Linked DNA regions of Homo sapiens: regions 1 and 3 are each linked to region 2. A link is a loop called in an ENCODE intact Hi-C map of the cell type or tissue named here. Cell type or tissue: endothelial cell of umbilical vein. All regions are shown on one strand.

Region 1 (4,000 bases), 160 kb before region 2:
TACAAAACAAAAAGATAAATACATAGAAAGTACAGCATAGAAACTGGGATGAAGAAAAACTTACTATTCACTTCTGTACCTTTTGTATTTTGTAACAAGGACACAGTATAAGATTAGAAGAAAATATAAACAAAAAGTCCCCTGGGTCATTAGGCAATGGGTAAACTTCTGCCTTTACTGCATCAAATACATAAATACATTAAATAGTGTGTTTGAGGATAAGTCATGTGGGAAAAATGAAGCAGAGAAAGAGGGGGGAAGCACTGGAGGGGTGGGGTTCAAAATTTTTGTTTGTTTGTTTGTTTGAGACAGAGTTTCGCTCTTGTTGCCCAGGCTGGAATGCAATGGCACGATCTCGGCTTACCGCAAACTCCGCCTCCTGAGTTCAAGCGATTCTTTTGCCTCAGCCTCCCACATAGCTGGGGTTACAGACATGCGCCACCACGCCCAGCTAATTTTGTATTTTTAGTAGAGACAGGGTTTCTCCATGTTGGTCAGGCTGGTCTCAAACTCCCGACCTCAGGTGATCCGCCCACTTCAGCCTCCCAAAGTGCCGGGATTACAGGCGTGAGCCATCGTGCCCAGCCTAGGGTTTACAGTTTTATACAGAGTGGTCAGGAAGGCATCACTGCCAACATGAGATTTGAGAGAAGACTTGAGCCAAGGGAGGCAGGCAGCCACTGGGCATCTGGGGAAAAGCTTCCCAAGCAGTGGGAAAGGAAGTGCAAAGGTCCCGAGGCAGGAGTAGGCCTGGTGTGTTCCAGGAGCAAGGAGGGGTCAGTGGGGCTGCAGTGGTGGGAGCACAGTGGGAGCCGTGGAGACGCTGGAGCGGCACAGGGGCTAGTGCAGGGCCTGCTGGTAAGGGGGCCTTTGGCAGTCACTCTGAGAGGGAGGGGAGCCATTTAGCAGGTGGGAAGAAGAGGAGTCACAGGATCAGGCTCAGGCTTGAGCAGCCTCCCTCTGGTTGTAGGTTGAGAATGGACAGAGGGGTTGGCAGGAGCTGGGAGCTGTGGCTGTCATCTAGGCAGCTGAGAAATGGTGACTAGACCAGGCACTAAGAATAGAGGGAGTAAAAGCAACTGGACTCGATATATTTTGAAGGTAGGGCCTCTGGTGCTGTTAACAAGTCACCAACATAAATTGCATAAAACTCAAACATGGGCCGGTGCAGTGGCTCATGCCTGCACTCCCAGCACTTTGGGAGGCCAAGGCGGGTGGATCACCTGAGGTCAGGGATTCACGACCAGCCTGGCCAACGTGGTGAAACCCCATCCCTACTAAAACTACAAAAAATTAGGCATGATGGCAGGCGCCTGTAATCTCAGCTACTTGGAGGCTGGGGCAGGAGAATCGCTTGAACCTGGTAGGCGGAGGCTACAGTGAGCCAAGATCGCGCCATTGCACTCCAGCCTGGGCAACAAGAGCGAAACTCTGTCAAAAAAAAAAAAAAAAAGAAAAAAGAACAAAACAAAACAAAACAAAAACCCTCAAATATACTTTCCTCTTTCCTAAAACTTCTTTGGAAACTTAGCCTATGATGGAGTGCTGATGGAATAATGTGTGACCGTCTTTAAGGGAAAGACATTCTCATGGACCTCTGATGTCATCCCTAAGTGATTTTTATTAAAATGTTATTTTTAATATATGTAAACTTAAAACTAGATACAAAGAATGTTTTCATATAGACTTCATGCCACAATAAAACCAAAACAAACTTATAGGTGAACAAATGTAGGAAAGTCATACGATTCAAATGAATACTTTTAATTTAATGGAACAAATACAGAATGGTCACTCCCCTCAACGGCATGAAAGTGGTGCTCCCTGCCCAGGCTCTCCTGAGTTCAGCCTGCTGGCCTCATGCTTTGCAGTGACTCAATGCTTCCACTGCTTGTCTCTATTTACGTTATGCAGAACCTTCCTTTGTACATCCTGTGATGAGGTCATCGGACCTTCACTTGGTGAGAACACAACATTCACATGTCTGTGTGTTTTGTTTTTTTAAAAATTATTTACAATGATTTTTCAATGACAAAGAAACTGTCACTCCCTGTCACCAAGAAAATCTTAAACACAGATAAAAATGCAGGCCCTGAAAGTATGTGGAAGCTCTCCGTTAAGTTGATCATCCAAATGAACCAAAATATGTTGATCTTCACTGATTATTAGCATCAAAATGAAAATACAAAATTGAATTCTCACAGAGAACTCAAGGCCCCTTCAGAATACGACTGAAGACTTTCAAGGATCTTCAGACTTTAATTTGAGAAATATAAATGAAGTGAAAAAGGTCCTTGATTAAAAGTCAAAAAAATCTGGCTAAAAATCGCAGCCCTGACATTTGTAGCGAGTGGGCCTGGGATGTTTACCTCATAGATCTGTTAGAAAGATTAACTATGATCTGATAAAAATTATTTCTGAAATCATCTTATAACATGTTAGAAGATGCCTTGGCCAAGTATCCTGGAAAACAGTATGAGAGTAAGTGATACGTGCGTGACAGTGGGCGCTGCTGTCCCAGGGAAGCAGAGGAAAGAAAAGGGGAAAGGCCTATTGTTCAGTCATCATTATGGATAAGAATATTCCAACCTTCCCTTGCCCCCATTAGGGGGTTCAGATTTTGAATACAATTAGAAAAATACTAGTTCGCAATTTTGCATTTAAATTACATACAGAATTATTCTGTTTTTAAAATAAAGCCAACCCTCACCCCAAATTTTTATTATAAATAGAAAACATAAAATCTTTTATTCCTAGAAGCCATTTTGGGATTTTATTGTAGTATAGTCTCACGCCCTGATTACGGTCATGTGTACATGAAGTATATTTGCTGAAACTCGTTGCCTGATTTGAAATTCAAAACTTTAGAAATGCAAACATGCAAACATGATTGCAAATATGCAAAGTACAAGGTCTTATACGAATGGCCCTAATCAAGGCAAAGTCCTTTAAAATAAATACATAAAACAGAGTTTAGAATAGGCTAAGAAGCAGTAACACATGCAAAGTAGCTAATTGCTCTTGGTTCACCATGAATATTAATCTTATTTAACCTGTAAAAGATAACTACAGGGAAAATACCAAAAGGCCTGCTCCATGTCCCATCATTTTTTCCACCCAGCCATTTTGCAGTTTTCACTTCTCAATTTCAGGCTCTGTGCCTATTCTTAGACATTCAATAATACCCAGTATAAGCCACTGCATGTTAGGCATGAATTAATTAACAATAATATCCAGGTTGCTGGCAACATACTACCCGCAAGTAGGGTCAAGCAAGATGGGTGGTGGAGAGAAGGTGTGTTCTGTGGTCTTATGTCAGATACCACTGAGTTGAGTAAATGGACATTTGGTGCATTTCATGCTGCCTATGGGTCTTTGGACATTTTACCCACCATCACAGCCCTTGCAGAGATAGCCACCCATGCAGAAAGAGATAGGACCCTTTGAGAGCGTGCTGACTGACTCATCCAGGTAAGGAGGCCACAGTGAGCACAGCCCGTCCAGTGAGCTAGCAGAGGCAAGTCTCCAACATGACAGTCCTCCAGTAAAGGGTGGACATCTCAGCTCAGACCAAATCAAGCAAGAAAAAAACAACAGTGAGCATGCCAAAGAGAATCCAATCCAAGTAAGCCTAGAAAACCCCCTTAGCTGCGTCAATCCGCAGTGGTCACTGCTTCCTTAGGGAGGAGAAACTGAGGTGAATATAAGAACTCATTGAAGTCCCGTGCGCTATGGTACATATAAATATGAGTGTAACTGCTGTGTATTTAGTTTGCTTTAGAGTGTGGGTCCAGCCATTCTCAATATCTTCTGTCATCTTTGGAGTTTCGAGTTAAAAACAAACAAATGAAAGAATCTTATAGTTTTTGCCATATAGATGCATCTGATTAGGTTTTTGATTTCTGACTTTTACCAAGACTCTGATTATTACCAAGATGGCAAAAATCCCTAAGAAACATTTCTCAAGTCCATATGCAAGTATGTTATGTATGTTTAGTAA
Region 2 (4,000 bases):
CTTGGGAGGGAAGCGGTGCTGTTCTAGCGGGAGGGAACAGTTTGTGCGCAACTTGGAGATGTGACAGCATGTGATATTTTAGGGGACTGGCCTGTTGTCCTGTGTGGCTGGGAGTTTAAGGTCACATGAAGTAAGACTTGTTGGCACTAAATTGTAAAGGGCTTCATGAGCCCTAAAGAGCTTGAAGAGCGAATGAAGGTTTTTGACACGATCAGATTTTTGATCCTTGTTAATATAGCTAACAATTTCACATCCAGAGTGCCAAGTCCGTAGGCAGCGGGGCTTGACCACAGCCGTCCTCTCTGGGGTCTGTGGTTCTTCATTATTGTTTACTTGATTCTGCCACTGCAGTTCCTATTTCCAGGAAACCAACAACCCTGTAAACACCTGTTTTCCTTTGACCACAGAACACAGCATAGTTTTATTAACAGGAGCCTGGTCTGCTAGGAAAAAACAACCTGCCCCCTTGGAACACAGTCTTGTTTTCCAGTTCACCACAGCTGCGAAGGAGCCCGGTGGGGACTCTTTGCTTTTAGTTCCTTCACCTCTGCTGTGTGCCCAGTAAATGAAAAGCCCCTTGCTCTTAATGGGTTTTTATATCATTCATGTTTTACATCTGTGAAGTCGAGTGGGCTTTATTCTTTTCGATTCTGACACCAGACTTCAGAAGCAGAAGCGATCCTGATCTGTAGGAGCTTGATTCAGAAAGCTAGGTGGGGGCTGGGTCTCAGTTCTGAGGCTTTCTGAGATGCAGGTGGGCTTCGCTGTATGGCCCCTAAGGAGGGATCCAGGACTGACTGTCTGCCCTGCAGTTTGCCACGATTCTATCCAAACGTCCATCTCTACTCTTTGGGCGTTTGTTCTAGTCTTTGCCAACTGCCATTTCCCCCACTCTCACCTTTGATGACTTAAGAATTTTGTATTTTTTGTTGCCTCATCACTGCCCTTGTGCTTTCCTGATCCCCACCCTGCGTCTTCCTCCCTTTCCGCATTCCCTGACCCACATACTTGTCCACTGGTTGAGATAAAGCCCTCAATTCAACGTATCTTCACTTGGCTTTTTTTTAAGTCGTGGTGGTGCGATAACAATACTGTCATTTCCTGAAGACTCACTGCAGGTGTCAAGTGCTGTGTTAAGTGTTTTGCAGCTGTTACCACTTTAATCCTTACAGCAACCCCTGCGACCTCTGTGTTTTATTATTATTCCTATCTTATGGATCACGAAACAGACACATTCTAGACTGCAGGCTGGCTGATTGGCAAGACCGCAGTTGACGTAGCCAGAGAACCAGAGAGAGGTTCATTTAACAGCAAAGTTTGGGCACTTGATTTGCCTGTGGACCTAATCTAATGTGTTAACTGGTTACGAGCCTTCCCCTCGACTTCCTCTTGAATAAGTAAATGAATCTAAACTTTAAATATTGGAATACCATACACATACAGAAAAGTGCATGAATCATACATGTCTAGCTCAGTGACTTTTCACCAAAGGCAGCCACCTGTGTAACCAGCCCTTGGATCAAGGAACAGAGCAGGATCATTGCCCAGAAACCCCTCCCATGCCCCTTGCAGTCACCAAGGTTAACCACCACCTTGACTTTCAATACTGCAGATGAATTTTGCCTGTGTTCGAAATTCTAGAAATGCGGTCATTTCCATGTCCATTATTTTGTATCTGGCTTCATTCTGAATTCAGGTGTGAGCGATATTCATGAATGCTCACTATCTGTTTATACATTCCTCTTTCTGATTGGTTTTACTTTTCCTAGTTCCTCAACCAGTAGAGAAAGTTAAGTTTCCTTCTGGGATCCCTTCACCATGGTCATGATGAGCCCTCAGTGTGGCCTTTTATTGAAAAAGCTCTGTTATTATTGTAGGTGAATAATTTCCTCCCCTGGTTTTTTCCTTCCAGTTGATCCCTCCTAAAGGCCCATCCACCCTTTGTGTTGCTCTGGCGTGTTCATTTGATTTGGCTCTCCAGCACAGCAGGCAGCACCAGCTTCCTGCGAGGCCCCCTGTGACTGATGTATTAACATCCATATGGGCTTCCCGTGGGACGGATGAGTGTTCACAGCTTCTGACAGCAGCTCGCTGCATTGTGAATCAATTTTAAATTGCCTCCATATGATGATCGCAGGCCTCCTGTGCAGTTTAAAGAAGAGGACACCTGGGAGAGAAGTGGGTGTCTTCCAAAGATCAGCAGACAGATCTCCCGTCTGTTACTCGGTGCATCTATTTAATCTGGAACATTTAACTCTATGATAAGCAGGCTTCCAGTTGGAGGAAGATAAAATCTCCTTTCTCTGAAAAATCTGAGATTGATGAAAGGGTGCCTCATGGAAACCTGGCCTTACCTGGAGGCGCCCAGCTTGATTTGTGGTACACAGAGAAAAACTAATCCTCACATGTGTAATTTCTCTCATGGCACCGAGATCTTTGAGAAGCAGTTTCTCCATCTTAAACACCATCCTTTAAATCATGTGCAACTCAATTGTTTTACTTTTATTTTTTAATTTTTTTTTTTTTTTTTTTGAGACAGAGTCTCTGTCGCCCAGGCTGGAGTGCAGTGGCACAATCTCGGCTCACCACAAGCTCCGCCTCCCAGGTTCACGCCATTCTCCTGCCTCAGCCTCCCGAGTAGCTGGGACTACAAGCGCCCGCCACCATACCCGGCTGATTTTTTTGTATTTTTAGTAGAGATGGGGTTTCACTCTGTTAGCCAGGATGGTCTTGATCTCCTGATCTCGTGATCCGCCCGCCTTGGCCTCCCAGAGTGCTGGGATTACAGGCGTGAGCCACCGCGCCCAGCCTCAATTGTTTAATTTTATGGAAATTTACTTGTCATTTCTTCAGTATCACCTGGCAATTTTTTTGTTGTTTTTGGACCCAGAGTATGGAGCCTGATTCTGAGTCATAGAACTTGGCTACTGGACTTTGTTCGTTGAGCATTCTTCAAAGCCTAGAATTCTTGTAGGACATGAATAGACTTAAACTCCCATAGTTCTGTGGCAGTCTTCAAGGGCAACAAAATGCTATTTGATTATGACTCCAAGTATCCCATAATAAGTGGCATAGGTTCCTGTTCAACTAACTATAATGTGCATGTTGAAATATCATGTGGACTCGATATATTGCTAAGGACACCAAATAATCCTGTTGGATAAAAAATGAGATTGAGTGGTTTGGTGATGTGAGGGCTTTGAGCTATATTGTTTTTATATGTGTATTTATTCCCCAGGACAGTCTCCATGGTTCCCATTATACGTGCTTATTCATTCAAATTAAGAGTAACATTAAGGATTTGGGCCAAAAAGCTATTTACTATTAGTTACTGGAACCAATTTGCCAGCAGATAACAGATTGAGATTATGTCCTGTGATTGAGTGGAGGGGAAGTTTAAAAGTCTTCATGTGTCTGATATTTTGCTTTTATGGAGGGAAGATAATAGCATGCATTTTATTTTCAAGCAAATGTATGTGGGTTTTAAGTGCAGGGTGCTAGAGACCTGGCATAATCGGTTTTCAGTTTTGTGCTTGCTAAGTTACTTTACAAAATTTGAGTTTGTATTAAAATGAAAATTTAAGCTCTGTGTTAGTACTCATGGTGTTTACATTATATTTAAAGCTGCCAATGACAAGCTCCAGAAAGGGCCCAGACTTTCTCGAGGGTAATGGGAAGGAGGAAGCAGTGCATACTTCACTTATTGTTTATGGTTTGAACTTCTAGCTCTCTTAGTGATTTCAAGTTAAGAAAGTGGAAGTAGTGGTCTTCAAAGTAGAATGTGCATAATTTTTTTTTTTTTTAAGACGTAGTCTTGCTCTTGTCGCCTAGGCTGGAGTGCAGTGGCGCGATCTCATTGTTCTCATTGTCCAACTCCCATTTATGAGTGAGAACATGCAGGGTTTGGTTTTCTGTTCCTGTGTTAGTTTGCTGGGAATGATGGTTTCCAGTTTCATCCATGTCCCTGCAAGGGACATGAACTCATCCTTTTTTTTATGGC
Region 3 (4,000 bases), 280 kb before region 2:
TGTCACACCCTTGGTGAGAGAACCCATCGGCTAATCCAGGTCAATTTACACAGAAGGAAGTAGGGCCCTTGTTTCTAAGAAAAATTACATTCCAGGGCCTATTTTTTTTTTATTTGTTTGTTTTTTGAGACGGAGCTTTGCTCTTATTGCTCAGGCTGGAGTGCGGTGACACAATCTCGGCTCACCACAACCTCCGCCTCCCAGGTTCAAGCAATTCTCCTGCCTCAGCCTCCCGAGTAGCTGGGATTACAAGCATGCACCACCACGCCCGGCTAATTTTTTGTATTTTTAGTAGACATGGGGTTTCTCCATGTTGTTCAGGCTGATCTCGAACTCCCTACCGCAGGTGATTCCCCCGCCTCGTCCTCTCAAAGTGCTGGGATTACAGGCGTGAGCCACTGTGCCCGGCCTAGCAGGGCCTATTTTAAAAATAGAGAGCAAATTTGGATGCCAGGTGTCCAAAAAAAAAAGTTTCAGCTATAACTTAAAGAACACTGTTTTTGACATAGCGGAGAATATTGTACCAAAAATGTAGAAAATCACCATAAACTGCAGAAATTTACATTCAAAATATAAAATAACTTAAAAATCAAGATTTTCAGATCATCCTTAGGTATTTCATGCTAGGTATCTGCTATATAGTAGGTAATGAATAAATAAATATATTTACATGGCAGGACGCAGTGGCTCATGCCTGTAACCCTAGCACTTTGGGAGGCCGAGGCAGGTGGATCACATGAGATCAGGAGTTTGAGACCAGCCTAGCCAACCTGGCGAAATCCCATCTATACTAAAAATACAAAAATTAGCCGGCTGTGGTGGCACGCACCTGTAATCTCAGCTACTTGGGAGTCTGAGTCACGAGCATTGCTTGAATTTAGGAGACGGAGGTTGCAGTGAGCCAAGATTGCACCACTGCACTCCAACCTGGGTGACAGAGTGAGATTGTCTCAAAAAAAAAAAAAAATATATATATATATATATATATACACACACACACATATATATATACACACACACACACACTCATATATATATATATGTATGTATGTATAGGCCAGGCACTGTGCTCACACCTGTAATCCCAGCACTTTGGGAGGCCAAGGCGGGCAGATCATGAGGACAGGAGATCGAGACCATCCTGGCTAACACAGTGAAACCCCGTCTCTACTAAAAATACAAAAAAATTAGCCAGGCGTGGTGGGGGGCACCTGTAGTCCCAGCTACTCAGGAGGCCGAAGCAGGAGAATGGCGTGAACCCTAGAGGCAGAGCTTGCAGTGAGACGAGATGGTGCAACTGCACTCCAGCCTGGGCCACAGAGCAAGACTCCGTCTCAAAAAAAAAAATACACACACACACACACACACACACACACACACATATATTTACCTCACTAGGTAAATATAGAGCCAGTTGTTAGATGCATGATTAATATTAATGGTAAATAATGTTATTCAAATCTTCTTCTAAAACTGATCTTAAATGAGAATCTCCCAGTTTGAACTCACATCCAGGCCAATTTGAAAAGTGGATAAATTGCTTTTGCTTGCTTTACTCCTGCTAACAAATTTGAGAGATGCTTTTTTTCTAACATGAATGTGAGCATTCAGGACAGAGTCCATGGGGAATGTAGGCATATGGATTGATAACAAGAGCTGGTAGTCAAAAGTTAGTTGATAATGGATCCATAAGAGATAATTCTGATGCTCCTAAAAGATCTGCTCCACAATTTCCAGGAACTACACAGACATTTAGACAGAAGGCAGGAACCAGAAAAGAGAAAAATTACTTCCATAGAAAAATTGGCCCTTTCCCATCAGCACTTAAACATGCCCAACTTGCTCTTGTATCAAATAAAACCATTTTTCTACATCTTCTCTGGTAGGTATAACCCTACTTTCCCCCTTTCCTTAACCGTCCCAAACTTCTTGATAGTTGTTTACATTCCCTTTTTCTACTTCCTCTCCTCCCACTCATTTCTCAGCTCGCTACTTTGGCTTCTAACCCCATGCTCCATTGAAACACCACTTGCCAAGATCAACAACAACTTCCTTATAGCTAAACGTAACATGTTTCCATCTGTGTCTTAATTGGCCTCACAGAGGCTATGGATGAGAAAAACTCCCTCTTGGAAAAACTCTCTTCACTAACTTTTATGACTCAGTACTCTCGTTGTTTTCCTTCTGTTTATGTTCCATTGTAATATGTTGTCTTGGATTCATAAAGCCACCCAAGATGCAACACTCCCAAACTAAACTCACAATCTTTCTCTGCAGATATACCTTTCCTCCTGTGTCCTCCTTCAAAATTAACTCTTCCCATTTGTACGGATACTAAAGCTACAGTTCCAAGCAGCATCCTTGAATCTTCCCCCTCCCTCAGCACCCAATCCCACCACCAAACCAGTCCATCAGCATTGACTTTTTGTTGTTGTTGTTTTGAGACATGGTCTCAGTCCCATCACCCAGGCTGGAGTGTAGTGGCGCAATTGGCCTCAATTGGCTCGCTGCAGCCTCAATTTCCCAGGCTCAGGTGATCCTCCCACCTCAGCCTCCCAAGTAGCTGGGACTACAGGCGCACACCACCACGCCCAGTCAGTATTGACTGTCACGATTCCTAAATGCCTTTCAAATATTTCTACTTTTCTGCATCCTTTCTGAAAACACTCTAGTCAAGTAACAAAATAATGAATTATCTTAATGACTTCCTGTCCCTGAGCCTCAATTTCCTAGTATGTAGAGTACGACAGATAAAATGAATGCCAAGTTTCTGTCTTCTGTATCCTGTAATTATAAGAATGTATAACCAAGGAGAGGCTCAGGGAAAGTCAATTCCGGTGCTTTGAGACATGATTTTACTTTCCCTATTGAAATTAAACACGGTGGTAACCAAAACTGTGCCTCGCATCCTCAGTCATAACACTGCTTTTAAGGACAATCTAAGAGTCTGCAAGACAACTTGTAACAAGGTCTTTCCCCTTAAATAGACATCTGCTTTCTGCCACATTTCGACCTGTAGAAAAGATTTCAGAATGAAATTCTAATGCTGTTAACAAATTTACTTATTTTATTTCCTTAATCCATCTAAAGTTCTTAAGAAAAGGGATTATAGCTATTCTTGAAAATGTCCCATGCAGAAAAAAAAATATATCTTATGTAAAGATTCAGTCAATCTTTTTTGACTACTGTCTAGAGTGCATATTTTAAAAACCTGGATAGGCCGGGCATGGTGGCTCACACCTGTAATCCTAGAACTTTGGGAGGCCAAAGTGGGCAGATCACCTGAGGTCAGCAGTTCGACATCAGCCTGGCCAATATGGTGAAACCCTAGCTCTACTAAAAATACAAAAATTAGCTGGGCATGGTGCCAGGTGCCTGTAATCCCACCTACTCAGGAGGTTGAGGCAGGAGAATCGCTTGAACCCAGGAGGCGGAGGTTGCAGTGAGCCAAGATCACACCATTGCACTCCAGCCTGGGCAACAAGAGCAAGACTCTGAAAAAAAATAAAAATAAAAACAAAAAAATAAACCTGGATAACAGATAAAGGTTGATAGAGATTAGGGAGCAGGGGCGGGGAGGAGTAATAATGAAGTTTAGTTGATTTTCAGCAGTAATAAGGTGAAAATAAAAGCATTATAAAAGAAGAATAAAATATAAGTCAGGGCTGCTCTATGAAAAAAATAAATAACAATAAGCAGTGGGAAAAGTTAAGTGACACAATAAGGCCACTTTAATGGGAGAGAAAGTAAATTGCAAAATTGGGAGAAGCTGGGGAAACCTAAATGGCCAGTGTCAGAAATGTAAGGGGTCACTTCCTGCCCGAAGGATTCTTTGTTTCTGAAGTGTGTTGGTCCAGCTGAGAGAAGCATGGGGAGGATGTCATTTATCCTCTAAAAGGGAAATCCATCAACTGGAGAGATGTGCCGTGTCTCTCCAAAGGTCATTAGCAGATTGAAATTGCGACACTGCATTACTCTGATTAAGGATTAATTTTCTAAT

The links. A loop is a pair of places that touch in the nucleus more often than their neighbours do. Peaks named below come from ENCODE experiments on the same cell type or tissue, not always from the same donor. Only the 100,000 strongest peaks of a DNase experiment are listed, where the experiment ranks them.
Region 1: a loop joins it to region 2, with 3 times the contacts of the local background. A loop is called at or near these places in 1 of 110 quality-filtered maps.
Region 3: it touches region 2 in a loop (9-fold over the local background); 1 of 110 quality-filtered maps calls a loop at or near these places.

What each region holds. Positions count from the first base shown.
Region 1 is chr9:81,757,771-81,761,770 of GRCh38, reverse strand. The region is part of intron 3 of TLE1-DT (TLE1 divergent transcript); the gene reads right to left. Among named protein-coding and RNA genes, the nearest start is that of TLE1-DT, 70 kb to the right of the region's middle. RefSeq lists an enhancer at 764-1,265. In endothelial cell of umbilical vein, no CTCF peak of the experiment used is centred here; a DNase peak (open chromatin) is centred at 1,890; H3K27ac peaks cover 1,770 bases.
Region 2 is chr9:81,594,347-81,598,346 of GRCh38, reverse strand. The region is part of intron 14 of TLE1 (TLE family member 1, transcriptional corepressor); the gene reads left to right. Among named protein-coding and RNA genes, the nearest start is that of TLE1, 93 kb to the left of the region's middle. RefSeq lists enhancers at 1,768-2,461, 2,462-3,157. In endothelial cell of umbilical vein, no CTCF peak of the experiment used is centred here; DNase peaks (open chromatin) are centred at 416, 1,206, 1,976 and 2,916; H3K27ac peaks cover 2,965 bases.
Region 3 is chr9:81,873,211-81,877,210 of GRCh38, reverse strand. No RefSeq gene overlaps it. Among named protein-coding and RNA genes, the nearest start is that of SPATA31D4, 53 kb to the left of the region's middle. In endothelial cell of umbilical vein, no CTCF peak of the experiment used is centred here; DNase peaks (open chromatin) are centred at 2,100 and 2,810; H3K27ac peaks cover 1,710 bases.